2 separate regions of the Mus musculus genome follow, and region 1 is linked to region 2. The links are chromatin loops, found by intact Hi-C in ENCODE. Cell type or tissue: gastrocnemius. All regions are shown on one strand.

Evidence for each region. Peaks named below come from ENCODE experiments on the same cell type or tissue, not always from the same donor. Only the 100,000 strongest peaks of a DNase experiment are listed, where the experiment ranks them.
Region 1: it touches region 2 in a loop (3.0-fold over the local background); 13 of 42 quality-filtered maps call a loop at or near these places.

Annotation. Positions count from the first base shown.
Region 1 is chr12:112,109,883-112,117,882 of GRCm38, reverse strand. It overlaps Aspg (asparaginase), which reads right to left. Exons shown (of 15, transcript NM_001081169.1): 2 at 5,583-5,691; 3 at 4,791-4,902; 4 at 3,378-3,503; 5 at 2,233-2,316; 6 at 1,356-1,482. Among named protein-coding and RNA genes, the nearest start is that of Mir3073b, 4.6 kb to the right of the region's middle. In gastrocnemius, no CTCF peak of the experiment used is centred here; a DNase peak (open chromatin) is centred at 3,965.
Region 2 is chr12:112,469,931-112,477,930 of GRCm38, reverse strand. No RefSeq gene overlaps it. Among named protein-coding and RNA genes, the nearest start is that of A530016L24Rik, 16 kb to the left of the region's middle. In gastrocnemius, a CTCF peak has its summit at 3,957 (motif pointing right); a DNase peak (open chromatin) is centred at 3,960.

The DNA of each region.
Region 1 (8,000 bases), 360 kb after region 2:
AGATTTCTCCACACGAGAACCGGCTGGGCAGCCTGCCGATAGCAAGAAGGCGAGGTGCAGGTTCCCACACACCCACACAGCAGGATGGTGGATCAGGATATTGGGCTGGGAGTGGGGGTGAGCCTCTCAGCTCTGGGCTAGGGAAGCTATACTGGGCTAGGCTAGGCTGGGCTGGGCTTGCAGGCCAGGTGTCCCCGTGTGGCAGTGTCTTTTAGAATCAGGGTGAAGGCCTCTCTGCCAACAGGAGAATCTCCAATCCTGAGCCCATATAAGGAATGACTCAGGCTTAGAGAGCTGAGCTGCAGAGCAGGGTCCACATCTACTGCCCCCCGACCCCACCCCAGGCCACTAGTGTCACCACCCAGCATGGGCTAATAGCTAGACCACCATAAGTTACCATCTAATGCAGGCTCTTCCAAGAAGGACCCCAATAACAAGTGGACCTCTGCCACTCCAGAGACCCTGGTGTTCAGGCTTGAGGTTTTTCCCTGGCTAGAGGGTAGGGGGAAGGGAAGGTTTTGAGGAAGTAGCCCTGCCCTCTCTGGAGGTTCTCCTGAGCCTGGAACAGCTTCTGCTGCCTAGGAAGTATATCAAGAACCTGCAGGTCCCAGCAATGCCATGTCTCACCCACAGGACTTGCTGTGCCCAGGCAGACGCACAGTGTGGGTGAGGGCTGCCTCCACCCTCCCAGAGAGATGGGACGCTGCCAATCATCCCGCCAGACAAGAATTGCTGCTTTGGCTTAGGCTAGCAGCTTGACCTGAGCATGCACAATGAAGCCCAGTCCTACGAGGTGCAAGACCCCTAATGGAGTTCCAAAGACAACAGGTCAGAGACCAGAGCCTGGGCCTGCATCTCAGTTATAGGCAGGCCCCGGGGCTGTGTTCAAGAACCTGGGACCAGTGGGCAGGAGGGCCACTTGCCCTAGGATGAGATGCTGTTCGAGTCTCCTCTGTACCTGGTTAGGACAGGCCAGGGAAGGACCAGGAGACACTTGCTCTGAGTTGAGAGAGACAGAGGAGAATAGAGATCGAAGATGGGAAACTGGGGGCCATGGGAGTCAAGGTCTGGCCAGCATCAGAGGCCACTCTGCACTTAGGGTAAGGAGTGTCTAATCCCTTATGGAAGCTCCAGGACCAGGACCCTCTGGGATGCCTAAGAGCCATGTTACACTACAGAAGAACCAATGTATACAGCAGAGCCACAGGCTGTCACCGACAGGAACTTTTTAGCTGAGGGTCATGGGAGCCAGACTCCCAAGCTCTGAGCTTATGCTCAGCACACAAGTCTCCCACCTCCACACATCCCCAGGACCCCCTTTCCCCGCCCCCCACTGTGCTCTCAGATCCCCTTACTTGTGACATCCGCGCCCACAGTGGCTAGAGGGGGCAGGTTAGGGGAGCAGAAGGCGGCAAACCTCCGAGCGTCCACCTTGGTTGTCCGATTGCCCCGGAAGAGCTGATTCTGGAAGAACAGGCAGACCTGTGGAGGACAAGACAGCAAGCAGCTCAGAGCGAGCGCCCATGACATCCTCCATCACTCCCCAGCCCAGTAGCATCCACATACCAAACCTTGACAGTCACCTTCCCAGGTCACCTTCCTGCCAACACCACCAAGTGAAGACCCAAGTCCCCTGGGGCCCCGGGAGCCTGGCATTGAACACACAAATGACTGCAGGAGGCACAGGCTGGCTGCTCGGCCAGCACCTCTCCACTGGTGCGTGTACTACTGGTACAAGGAGCCAGGGGCTCCCGAGACTCTTCTAAAGTGAACGGGGTTGGGGGGATACCCTTGACCTGCCTGCTCCTCTTTCATAATTCCCAACCCTGACTCGCCAATCTCCAGGGAACAGCTAAAGACAAAGCGACTCCCAGCCTGGCCTGTGAGAGACAGGCCGGTGTCATCTTCCTGTTCTGCCAGGTGAGACAAGGAGCCCATGAAGAAGGACACAACGGACTCCAAGCCTAAGGTGGACACAGTCCATTTTCATGGACTATGCGTATGTACATAACACAGTGTAGAATATCTACAACGTAAAACCTGGCTGCTGGCAGGGGTGCCGGGGTGGAGGGGGCGGGGCTTTCCTTCCTCAGCTTTGTCACAGTTGTGATATTTGGGAGGATAGGGACAGATGCTCCAACCTCCTGTGGGTCCCATGTGTGCCATGACCACATCTCTGGCATTCACTCCTCCATCCTCCACCCAGGCCACACATGCAGCCAGGCCAGATACCTCAGGGATGACGTATTGGCCAGCCATGAGCAGAGCCCCCAGCAGGTTCTCACGGCCGTCACTCCACAGTGCGTGGATAGGTACCTGGAGAGAGGGCAGAGAGGTGGCTGAGGCCTGAGAGTCAGGACATACCCAGATCCCCATTCTAGGCAAACCTCTCAGATCCAGCAGGACGGCTTGGGCTGGGAAATAGGGTCTGGAGACACTTAGTCCACTCCCAAGGCTGCCAACCATTGACATTCTTTCTGACCAAGTCGCACTGGGCTCCTTAACCTGTCCATCTGGTTGCCACAGAAGTAACCAGTAGACACTCAGGTCCAGTTTTGGCCCCCAGCCCACAAAGCTGCCAAATCCCTCACTATACTCCAAGAGTTATGGGGCAGACAGGGGGGCCAGGGTGGGAAGTTCTTCCTGAGGCCTGCAGAGCAGGCTGGCTTGTCTCTCTACTGCCTAGGTATACCACAGACAGGGTCTGGAGTGGCTGAGCAGTGCCTGAGGACACAAGTGCTCGGGACTGCTGTGGGGTATGGAATGGAGAGGCCAAGGTCTGTAAGATCGTCCGGCTGGAGGATGCTCAGCTGGGAGCACACAGTGCAGCGTCCCCGAAGGGAGGCTCCTCCTAGGGTGCGTGAGCTTGGGAGGACTTATGGTTGGGGCGAAGGTGTCCTAGGTTAGGGCCAGGAGAGGGGATGTCATATGTAAGGGTTGCTAGGGATAGCACCAGAAAGAAGAGGAACAAGATAGGGTGTGGGGGAGTCTCCTGAGGAACTGCTCTACGTGCAGCCACCGTGATGAGTCTTGCGTGGTGGCACTGAGCAGCAGACATGAAGCCCAGTAGAAAGAAGAGGGATAAAAGCCCTGCATGGTAGAGCTGGAAGGGGCTAGGCTCTGAGTACTCTAGGGACCTTAATGGAAAAGACCTCCAGGAGTCTGTGAGTCCCTCGCTTCAGGAATTGGTAGCTCATCCAGGCAGTTTAGCAAGAGTGCAGTGGCCAGGCAGGGCCACCAGCTAACATGTCTACACACTCTAGCCAGCAGGATACAGCAGGGATGGTGCCAGGAAAAGCAGCTAAGCAGGAAGCCCAGGGTTGGCCACGGCCTGGCTCTGAGGCCCCTGGAGGTCTCTGACTCTGAGGACATGTTACCTGGGCACCCGTGAGGACGACTGGTTTCTGCAGATTTTCCAGCATGAAAGAGAGCACTGAGGCAGCAAAGGCCATGGTGTCTGTGCCATGGATGACAACAAAGCCCTGGTACTGTGCGTAGTGTCTCTGTTGGAAGGAATGAGCTCAGGACAGGACAGGTCTCTTCACCTCAGCCCTTTTCCCGGGAACATGGCGACAGGCAGGCGTCTCCTCACAGGCCATGAGAAAGAGGAAAAGCCTGGGATGCCGGTAGGGGGGCTGGTGTGGCAATCTTTTATCCCCCCAACCTCACAGGCCCTCTCTGGAGTCTCTGCCTGGAGTCCCACTCTGTAGCTTACTTCAAAGAAGGAGAGGGTGTGAGCCCCAAGGACTCTAGCTCCCCAGATTTTCAGCTGGCGCCTCCCAGGAGCAAACTGTCCATGGTGGACACTCTCTAACCATCACTTCCTGGTGGCATGCTGGCCAGAGGTGTGGCTGCCAAGACAATAGTTCTGAGGGCTAAGAGGCTCCATGCTCCGAAGGAACCTCTTGACCCATTGAAAGACCAGAGGAGCTAGGCAGTCCCATGGAGCAGTGTGCCCTCTGCTGGCCGTATGCGGTACAGCTGCTTCGCCTCCCACTATGAAGAGCACCAGGCAGTTGGTTGGGTCAGTGCCCAGTAAACCTTCGTGAGACTGAGGTGTAGTTCTGCTTCATGACAGGGTAGTACCAACTGGACCTAGCCTGGAGACTCTATCAGTCACAAGTGAAGAAGACTGCCCTGGGAAACGTGGAGCCCATTTTACCCTACTCAGGACAGCTGGGGCTTCTTAAGGGAGACAAGCAAGCATAGTTACGACTGCACCTGAGAGTTAGGTCTAGGATCATGGAGAAGAGAAAAGCTGAAGGGAGGGTTAGATCCAGGGTAAAGCAGCTGCCCTCGATGCTACAACTACCAGTGGGTTTGGTGCTAAATCCAGAGAGGCAACTCTAAGGTTGAGATTGGGGGACACGGGGGTCAGGTCCACAAAGCTACTCAGCCTCCACATATCCCACCACAGCACTAACTGGAACAAGTGAACTGTATGAGCAACCAGCCTCTGCTCTATGACAGAAAGGGGATCAGACTGTGCAGTGCGTGGCCCAGGACCCAGCCCTTTCCCGCTGCTTGTTAACAGCCACGCAGGTTACTGCCACGTCTCAGGCAGACACAAACTCTATCAGGAGCCCATAGTTACTCACTTGCCCAGTGTTCTGCAGGAGGCCTGCCATGCCCTCCAGTCCCGCCCACATTTAACCCCTCCCACACCATAACCTCCCCCAGCATACCCACTTCCAGCCCAACCCTGCTTTCTGGCCCCACCCACATCCCATAGCCCCGCCCATGTCCCTTCCAATTCCACACTCTGCCCTGCCCACACTCCCACCCTCTACCTCTATGGTTTGGGCAATCTGAACCCACTCAGTGATGGTCATGTCACTGGAGTCGAAGAGTGGCTGGCACTCCAGCACCGTGTAGATGATCCTCTGGTCAGGGCTGGCCGGGCTGCAGGAGGCAGAACCTGTCTCCCATTCTGCCTTTCTCCTGATCCAAAGCCCCACCTCCACGGCGATCTCCAACTAGGATGTGGGGCGGGGCTGTGGCATCCTGGGAGGGGCTGGGGTGTGGGCAGGGCTGCTGCATCCTGGGCAGGGGTGTGGTGTAGGCGGGACTGTGGCACCCTGGGATGTGGGGTGTGGAAGGGGCTGGTGCCTGGCAGGGGCTCAGTGTGGAAGGGGGCTGTGTGATTACTGTAAATAGATTCCCCCTCACTGGCCTCACATCATGAGTACAAGCCCAGCCTACCTTCCACCTTAAGTTCCAGGGACAGACTGCATCTCCAAGAGGTAGACAGGCTAACCTTAAGCAGTGTCCCTACCCTAGCTCAGAGAGAGGTCAAGCCCAGCTCATGTGGAGCAGAAATCCACCTCACTTGGCTATGAAGGGTATAAGGTAGCTAGGGCAGTAAGCTGAGTCCCAGGCTCACCAGAGGGCACAGGTCCACCTCTGGTAGAAGGCCAAGGCCAAAGCCCATGAACTCAAGGTTTCAGATGTGCCTCATGCAAATGGCTCACATGGAGGGTCCAGGACACCAGAGGCTATGTCCTCAGGACCTGCCCATGCTATCAACCCTAGGCCAGCCGCACATCATCCCTGCCACGGAGCCTGGAAGAAGGTTCACTCACGGCAGCACCAGCGTATCCTCGGGCAGGCTGTGGGCCTGTGCATACTCTTCATCGTGGAACATGTGAAGTGTCTTCAGGACGGCAGCCAGGCCTCTGCCAGGTACCAACACTGCAGGCAGAGTCCAAGTGGGGCATGGGCGTCAGATCAGGGCCATGGCAAACGCTTGCAGTCAAACACCCATCCCTCCTCCTAGGTGTCAGGCTCTGGACTAGGGCAGGGGCCAGGCTTCGCTGGACCAGACAAGACTCTCACAGGCTGGAAGGGCTGGGCCACAGCGGCCCCTGAGACCCCAGGTAGCTTAGGTAAGAGTTTCATCTGGAAGCTTTGGCATTCTTCTCTAGAGCTGACTCCTCAGAGAGTCCTAATCTTAAACCCAGATGATCCCAGAAGCTCCAGCACCAGTGTCCGCCCTGTCCTGCCTCTGCTTGTATCAAATATGTCTGTACACCCTGCCAAGAGGGGCAGTGGGGCCGGGTCCTCTCTGGGCTTTGACCCAATGGCTGTTATGTGCACTCACAGTCCTACCTCAACCCGTGCATGTGTCCCGTCCACCCCACCCCACCCCACAGAGTATGGACTGTCCCCAAACAAAGGCCAAACACACAAGTGCCCCAACCCACCCTGCAGCATTAGTATCTGAGGCACCTGGATATCAGGGAACACTGTGAGCCCTGCTCCCAAGACACCCCAATGGGTCCTACTGTCTGGCAGAGGCTCGCAGAAAACAAGGCTGAAGTCCCAGCCGTTGCTCTATGCTAGCCCTGTGACCTTGGGCAGATTGGGTAACCTCCTCAGACACAGTCACTGTACCAATCCCTGTGTGAGGGCCTCCCCACATGCCTGGGCCCTGAGCACAGCAGTAAAAGCACATGAGACCCCAGGAGGAGGCGGTGGTGCGTGCCAGCCGTGGGTGTCACCTGTCACAGCACAACCTCTGCTGGCTGGACCCTTTTCTGTTGCTGCATGATCATCACCAAGACACTAGTCCTTCAACAGCCTGGTCATTTCTCAGCACTGGACGGGCACGCTGTGCCTGCTACCGGGGGATCTGCAGCCAAGCCCTGACTATGGGAATCACTCTCACCTGCTGCAGGCCGAGGGACTTTTATCCACTGAACTCATTCCCAACTATCATCCCGTGCCCCCTCTTCAATACCAAGCCCCCTCTGCCCCTCCTCTGGTCATAGCTGCAGAATCCCTTTGCCCGGAGGCCCTGTACTTACTGTGAGGATACGAACAATTCTGGGGACCATTGAGGAGCCCACCTCTGGCCTAGCAGGCTTTCCCTCCCACTCCACACCACACCTAAACCAAGCTGCCAGTAAATCACCCCAGAAGGTACAGCTGGTGCTGAGGGGCACCAAGGTGAGGGAGGGGAGGGCCCAGCCCTCAGCATCCCCTTAAGCAGCCTGCAGACCTGTGGGCCCCAGAGGAGTACCAGCCTCAACCTAGTCTGATGCCTGCCTCAGCCTGACACCAGTAGCCATGGAAGCATCCAGCCTACCTCCTTCCCAAGGGTGCTCTTGGCGACATCCTATTTCTGGGGCTGACTAGAAGGACACTTGAGCACTCCAGCCAGCCCCAGGTACCCTGCCGGCCCCTCCTCTTGTAGTAACATCTCTCCCATCTTCCCTCCTCAGCTGCTACTCCGCGGCTGCTTGCCAGCCTCTCACTGTTGCAGACTAGCTCTCATTCCTGAGAACACTGTCATAAGTAAAACACAGATCAGATGTGCTCTATGCCCCGCCCCCCAGGTGCAGGTCAGGAGCCTGCAGAATCTGGAGCTGACAAAGCTGTTCCCCACCACACCACTGCCATGCCCCCAGCTTCACTAGGTACCCCCTAATCTCCAACACACCTCCAGCCTGGCATGGTGTCCCTAAAACTTCTCAGGGTGCAATCTGTGGTCCCTGTCACTTATGGAAATGTTTTGAGGACTGGGCTCAGAAAACAGATGAACCCTGTATGTTTAGTCAGCTCCATGGGCCTCCAGAGACACCCTAGGTGTGACCAGGACATCAGCCTGCTTGCCTCCACGTGCAGTAGCTACCCAAGGTACCCAACATCCTTGTCTAAGAACCTGCGGCATTTGCCTTTTGTGACAAAGTTTTTGCAGGTGTGATTGTGTAAAGTACACCGGGGAGGAAGAGAAGATGCTGGGTTTTCACCTGTGTGCCCTTGTAAGAAAAGGCAGGCAGGGGAGCGACACATCGGAGACCATTTGGCAAAGCAGCACACAGAACAGAGGTGTGCTGTCTCCTCGTAGACAGGAGGAATGTGGCCTCAAACCAGGACCCTGGCAGTCACCAGGAAGACCGCTCAGCTGTTAAGGCCTTGAGACTTTAAACTTTGCCTCCAGAAAGTGGGGCGGGCCCTGAGGCTTTCAATGCTGAGTGGCTGCCAACCCCAGGACACTG
Region 2 (8,000 bases):
CGTGCAATGGGGGTACGCCCCAACTGTGAGCATGTAACTGAGTATGCAGCAGTGCTGGGTGGGCTTCTAGAATGTTCCCAGGGAAGCCGGTACCTGGGAGCTTAGTGCAGGTAGCACTTGTGAGCAACAAGGTCAAGTCTGGGTCTCCCTGGCCGCGTTTACCTTGTAGAGATCCTTGGCAGGGCCTGGGTGAACTTACCACGACCTCAAGTAACCTGCAGATTCTGTCTATACTCTGGGGTGGCAAGTACTGATGACTTCTGACCTGGCCAGCCTGTCCTTCTATGTCAGGCAAGTATACAGGTAGAAAGGCCTAGGAGAAACAGCACGGTGACCTGGCTTCCACCTACAAAGGTCTCAGTCTATAATGGGTGTAGTGGCTATTCCTGGTTGTCAACTTGACAATATTTGGAATGAACTACAATCCGGAATTGGAAGGCTCACCAGTGACCCTTATCTGGAGGCTTGGAGATCCTTATCTGGATCTTGGTTTGAAGATCTTGAGCCACAGTGGCTATGGATTCCAGAAGATTGAATCTCCGAGTTTAAGGAACACACCTTTAATCTGGGCTACACCTTTCATCTGGGATTAAAGGTGTGGTGGAACACACCTTTAATCTGAGCTACACCTTCTGCTGGAGACAATATAAGGACATTGGAAAAAGGGAGTCTAGCTCTTGCTCTTGCTCCTTTGCCTGCTTGCTGCGTGAGACTGAGTAACTGCTAGATCCTTGGACTTCCATTCACAGCTGCGACTGAACAATTGTTGGGAATTCGGCTGCCGACTGTAAGTCATCAATAAATTCCTTTACTATTTAGAGATTATCCATAAGTTCTGTGACTCTAGAGAACCCTGACTAATACAATGGGTGTCACTCAACAGCATCTTTGTCCAATCCCCTACCCTGACTCCAAGCAGGTTGTTAGAAATAAAACCCAGTGGAAGGCCGTAGTGGGTGTCCTGTCCCAATCTTACCCTCCTGCCCCCTGCACCCCCATTAGTCCGGTCCACAGCTGGGAGGATGCTGTGGTGGGCCGCTGCCTTCTGGCCCCACTCAGAGTTTATCTGGAGCTCATCTTCACTGAGTTATGGCTCATTTCTGCAGCGAGGGACGGCTCACTTTATTAGCCCCATATCGAAGGATCGTGCATTTTAATCTCCGTGGCGGTTGGGAAGGCCGCCTGATGGATTTCTCCTGTCCTATCTTTGTGTGTTTGCCTCCTTAAAGGGAGCGTTGCTCAGCTCCCACACACGCCATCATGAGGTGGCTTTTAAGGAACATGTGGATTCCAGGCTTCTTGCGGGAGGGAATTGGAGCCCAGGGAGGTAGACTTGAGTGGCTGCCCTGCCTCTCCCTTCCTTACCAGCCTTGGTTATCCCTCTGGTTCCTAAGCTGTCTCTATCTGCTCTACACCCTGGGCCTGGGCCACCTTACTTAACACTGACCCCCACCTCCAGGCTATCCCCCACCCCCACCCGATCCTGCTCACCCCACAGCAGCACTGCGGGGCCCGCTTTCCTCCAACTCTCTCCGTTCCACTTCCTTTTGGGACATCTTTTCCTGTAACCTTCCTCATCTGTACCCCAGCCCCAGCTCGGAAGAGTAGGCTGTGGAGTTTGGGGAATGCTGCGTGCTCAAGTGCCTTCGTTGTAGGAGCCCATCTGTGCTCAACTGGGGTGGAAGAAAGGAACTAGCAGGGGAGGCCAGCCAGGCACCTTAACACATGGCTGCTGGTCCACAGCTGGCTCTGTGTGACCCAGATCCCCATCACAGACCTTCTTAAACACGTTCCCCACCCCTACCTCAGGAAAGGCCATGCTCCACTCAGACTGCCCTCTTCCCATTCTGACATCAAAGCTTCCTGCATTTGCAGAGTACAGTAGTCCCTCTCTGAAGACTGCCCCCAGCTTGCCCCTTATAAGGGTATGCTGGCCCGTGAGCCCTGGGTCCGACAGGTAGGCATGCCTGGAAGATTTCTCTCTGTTTGGGGCTCCAGTTTGTGTGCACTCAGAATGGGTGTATGGGACAACTGGTCCCCTCTCAACAGTCACACAGAATGTCTGAGGGCCTTGTTTGTAAGATTGTGAGACCCAAAGAACACCTGCTAGTTTACATCCCACAGGGCCCTAAACACCAGCACGTTCACACCTTGTATTTCTGCAGTGGTAGTGGCAAATGAATGCAGATTGTGGTGGCCCTTCAGGGTCTGGGTGGAGGAGGAGGGTCCACACGTGCCCTGAGCATGCTGTTGGTTCTCTAGAGACACAGGTTTCATGGGCCCTAGGGGCCCATATACAGCAGTCAGAGGCTTTCCTTTCAAATAGCCACTGGCTGAACTACTGACTGATGCTAAGACTCTGGGTGGCTCAGCAGTCACTCTGAGACATCCTTCTCTTCCCAGTTATCTCAGATTTGCCTCTGCTTGAGGTGAGGAACAGCGTCTAGTCCCCAGTGGCTCTCTGGGTTGGACTTCCTGTCATCTGTGGTCTCCCTATCCACCTGCTCAGATCTGCTGCCCTGCAGTTGAGGTGCTCCAAGGCGGCGAAGATATGCTTGGCGGCCAGCAGTCTGTAGGGGGTGTCCTTAGCATCTGGGACAGAGCCAGGTTGTCTGTGGTGATATTGCTGCCCAGGGTGCCCACAGCTCTACCTGTGGCTGCTTCAAGGCATGTACAATTCTACCTGCTTTTCATACAGTTCCCTCCAGCAGCTGGGCTCTGTGGTGTGGGATCAAGGCTCATAGATGCCAAAAGACAGGTCAGGCAACGCTCAGGGCAGGACTACTGCCAGGAACTGACCTGAAACCCATTATTACCATCATGCTTCCTGTGAGGCCCTGAAGGAGAGGGCCTGCGCCAGCCAGCTTGGGTTTTGCTTTGGGCTGTGGTACTTGCTCAGGGACCCCATCAGCCGGTTTTCCCATGATCCTCTCAGCATTAGGTTTCTGCTCCTCACTGCAGGAAGCTAGACTCTCTGGAGGTTCCCTAAAGAGCTGCAGTGGGTGCTGGGTGTACCGTCACCTGAATGTCAGCCCCAGCCTGTGGCTGCCACCTGCCCACACCTGCATTCTCCTCTGTGAGCAGGTGGAACCCAGGTGAGAGCCTGACACAACGTTGACCTGGGACATAATGATTTGCCTTCAGGTAGTGTGGGTTCCTGAGATGGGCCAGGATGGACACCGGCCATGGGCTCTATGGTTTTCATGTCCTGAGCACAGCCTGCAGGCTGACTTGAGACCTCACTGCTGGGCCCTTAGCTGCTTGTTCAGTCATGTGTCCGCTGGCCTCCCAGCTGTGTTCCTGTCCTTCCAGGTGAAACAGGAAGCCTGGGTGAGCTAGGACAACAGCAAGTGCTGACATCAGGACACCCAACTTTTCAAGGGCCCCTGGTCCTGGCTGCCACAGTAGAAGAGTGTCTATCAATAACTACAGCCGCAGGCCTCATTTTTAGCACATCAATAGACAGCAAAAGCAATGAGGTTGAAAGGAGGCGGGCAGGGCCTCATAAAGGCCCCTCACTTCCCCTGGACCGCACAGGAGGAGGCAGGCAGCATGCGCGACATTGCTGTTTAAGACCAGTGTTGATTAGAATTTTTATAAGTTTTTTTTATAAGAGTAATAACAGCTCTTTGGAGACAATAACGTGGCTCAGGCAGGGTTTTAAAGAGCTTCAGGAATGAGGATGTGATTAGCAATCAGGGGCAGCTCTGCCTGGGCTGCTGATGTCTTGCATTTGTGTTTATTGTCATTTGCCCTCTGGGGACGGAGCTCCGGTGACAATCAGGACTCCTCAAGAATGAAGGTGATGCTTCAGAAACCAGCTCAGTGCCCGGGGTCCCTCGGTTTCCTCAAACGCTGGCCTCTGCCCATGTCTGCAAGGCCAGTGAGAAGGGTAGCCCAGCCTCGCAGGGGATGGACCTGCATCCCTTGGTGCTGCCTTTCTCATGTATGGAGTTCACCACCAGGTGGCGATGGAGGACTGGCCAGAGAAGGTCAGGCTGCATCCTTAGCTGGGCTGGCTGGAGGCAGCTGTCCCACAGCTGGTGGGGCTATTCTAGGCCATCCTATGGTCCAGGAACCCTTATATCAACAAGGAGAACCCTGTGGGGACAATACGTTACTCAGCGTCTGGGCCCCCAAGGGTGTCTTTCAGGGCTGAGGGGAGCCACACAGTTGCCTGGATCAGAGCAGTCTTTGCATTGGGAGAAACTACAAACTCCCAGGTACTATACTCTGGGGGCTTACAGCCTCTGGGTACAAGAGTGGCTTGGTGCCATGTGCTTTCTCAAAGGCTTAGGTCCTGCTCTGGAGTACCAGTATTCCTCCTACCTCATCTGAATGGCCTTACCTGGTTGGGATAAAAGGAATGAATAGTATAAAGCCAGGGGTCTCCCTAGCAGGGGGCTGCAGACACTTCTGGGAGCCCTGTGGGCACCTAGTCTGCAGGGTTCTGGTTGTTGTCCTGTGGAATCCAGTGTCAGAGAAAGCTGGGTTACACCCAAGCCCATGTTTGTTGGCCTGGGTCCTCCCTCTCATCACTAGCCAGGTATCAGGCAGAAGCAACAGAGCCCACACTTCCATATCTAGGCATCTGGGCTGGATCCCCTCCTGTCAGCTGACGAAGGCCACTGGGGTTTGGAGAACGCAGCAGCAGCCTTTCCACTGCCTGCATGACTGTAATAGTCACAGCACACCCTTCTGAGTCAAGGACTTTTGGCTCAGTTTGAGAATAGCCCTATATCCCAGCCCATGTGGATGCTTGATCTCAACTCAAAGCATTTGGATCTCAGCCTTATATTTGAATCCTCATTTTTTTTGTAAACTTGAGCCCTGATCCCACCACTAACTGAGCCCTGATCCCACCACTAACAGCCCTGATCCCACTATTAACTGAGCCCTGATCCCAGCCCTCCTGGAGCTCCACACTTAGCCCACAGAACCTGGCTCTAGGCAGAGATCTGAGGATCTGAGCGGAGAGACGGACATTGTGAGGTAACACATCTTTCTGCTGAAGGTGGTGGTGACCTTAAATGTGTCTGGAGGGGACATTTAGCTTCTTTCCTTGCTTTGCTCCTCGTGGATATGGGGCCGATGGCCTGTGACTCTCGGGGACAGAACACAGCTTGAGCTCTGGGCTCTTGTCTGGGTATTTGAATCCACCATTAGTATGTCCTCCCCATGCCAAGTGTTGCTTGCCCACAAGGACATCTGGGAAGGTGGGAGCTAGCCCCAGAGGTTGTGCTGGGGTTGTGTCTTGGCCTGTTACAGTATGAGGCTGGGTATTTGCATAATCTGCCATGTGGAGCCCCAGGAAGACCCCTGCAGGGACTCTCTGCACCCTAACATGGCCAGGCTGATCACCCACCACCAGCAGCCTCATTTCCAACTCCACAACTGTCCCCAAGATGACAGCACTGTTACACACTCACCCCATCTCAATTCACTCACTCTCCACCCCGTCCACGGTCCTGCATAACCACGCTGCTGACTGCGTGTGAGTGTGGGGGAGTTCTGAAAAATTACCTGCCACCAGCGCTTGTTTAAATCCCGGGTGATTTATGAGTGTGGACAGTTTTAAGGCCACCGTGGAGCAGGTCCTCAGCCAGACTGCTGAACTGACAGTTTCCAAAGTGAACGCAAAGGCACCGGTGGCCGCTTGCTGCCTGCCCCTGCAACACAGACCCAGCCCACTGCAGTCATGGCCGGGCCATGCCTCCTGCAAAGAACCAGCAGGTCTCAGCAGGGGACCTGAGAGTGTCCCCATAGAGCAGTCTGCCCCAGGAAGGAGGAGCAGGGGACACAACGTGACCCTACAATGTTGAATGGCAGGTTTGGGTAGGGGTTAGATTATTCCAAATCTGAGAAGGCTAATTTGGTGAGTCGGGACCCAGGTGAAGTGAACGGCTTTCTCTTTCCTTTCCTGAGGACATTGGTGGCAAAAACGGGTGTTTCATGGAAGCTGGGGTTTGGTATTTTCATGGGTCAGCCTGGGACACAGGGGTGGGTAAGGAAGGAAGACTTAGAAGTCTAAAATAAGGTTCAATGGCCATCAGGGACACAAACAGATCACCAAGGGTGGAAGAGGAGGGGAGGGAACCAAACAGGAGGGCTTATCTGAGCTTATAAAAGCCTGTCTGGTACACCCGGCTCTGCCCAGCCTTAGACTTAAGCCCATCCTACCCAACACTTAATCCTATATTTAGCAGTACATAAAACCTTAAACCTAATATAAACCTGTTTCTATTTCTACTTATAAGCCTAACCAAACTTTAACCTAGATCTACACATTGCCAGAAACCTAACCCCAGTCACAAGACTAATCCTAGTACTAGCTCCAAACCTTCTCATAACTGTAACCTTAACCCTAGCCCTAGCCCAAACTCTAGCCCTAACCCTGACCCTAGCTGTAGCCTTGATTCTGTCCTAGGCCAATTCGAGCCATAGACCACTAGGCTGGCCCTGATCCTGTTCTTAGCTCCAACTCTAGCTCTGACCCTAGCCTTAGTCCTATCCCTAACCCCACACTTCTCTCTAGTATGGATCCTAGACCATTCCATGGCCAGTGATCTCTCACTATGTCAAGTTGGGACCTCTGTTGCTGGGTGGGGAAGGTGGAAACCCCTCTCTGGCCAGGACACTGTGTGGTTAAAGCAGGAAGGCACAGTTGTCTGGCGCCCTGGGGACTCCTGCCTAGCCATCTCTTCTTTATATGTCAGGGCCAAATCAGAGAGTGTAGGTGGCCTAGGAACAAAAGAGGCTGCTAGGGGCTGTTAGGAGTGGGACCCAGGGTGAGCTGGGACTCCCTGCTGCAGGCAGGCAAGGTCTCCAGGCTGTGAGTCTGGACCATGGGGATACATGATGATTCAGCTCCCAAGGGTAGAGTAGAACCTGTGTTATCCTGGAGTGGGTCCTCATGACACCAGGGATAAGAAGTTCTTTGAGTGTGGATGGCACAAGAGTTCTGGCTGTTCATTGGAGTCAGGTCCACAGACCCCAGGGCAGCCAGCCTGGGGACAGTTTTAGTAAAGAAAGAGGCATTCGATGGCCTAGAGTCCTCTGGCTTCCTTTGAATAATCAATAGCAAGGACATGACCTGGACAGGGCATCTGAATTTTTGGAGGAGACATGAACAGTAGAAAGGAAGACCAAAAGGAAGACATGAACCTGGACGATCTTGGTCTTGGTTGCACGTCAGAGCAGAGAGCAGTGAGAAATTCTGGGACCTGGTCATTGGATGTGAACCCTTGGGGTAAGGATGGGAAATTGGGGTGGGGGCAGGGAGATGTTGGGTTAGCTGCTGCAGGTTAACTGGCATCTGGGAGCTCAGGAGGGTCCCAGACTTGCCTTACAGCTGCAGCAGCCCTAGACAGCATGAGCTGGACTGTGGTCCGTGTTGGTTCACTGCCTGGGAGGTAGGTAGCGCCCACTAGGCAGTGTGGAAGACCTTGGACAGTGCTCTCAAGACCAGCACCCCATGTGCCTGGACCTGGAGGGCCACAACTGCTGCCCTGCACAGAAATGAGCAGTGGGTCACAGCTAGTGAATATTTAACATCTCCTAACAAAAGCGCATGCATAATTAACCAGGCGGCAGAGGAGCTGGAATAATTTGTCTTCTTAAAGGGGATTTGGTAATTTGTTAAGCTGTTTTGAAATCTGCATTCTAGCTGCGGGAGCTGCTCTGATTTCTAAATTAATTTGTGTGATTTAGAAAGTGGGAGCCCCCTGGTTCTAGAGGGGTTGGAGGCGCGGGGCCATCTCTGCTGGGCTAGCTCTTGGGTTTGCTGTGTTGACCAAACGACCGATGCTTGTGTTGATGGAGAACCTTGCTGGGTTCTGCCCTGGGAGCCCCATTTCTGCTGCCCCTCTGGTTTCTATTATCAGGGCCCAGTGGCTGCCACTTCCCAGCGGGTTCCTGTGCAGGTGCAGAGGTGCTGTGGGAATGTGGTCTGGCTTCCCCCTTTCCTACTTTGTCACGTGCTTCTTGCTGTGTTGACTGGG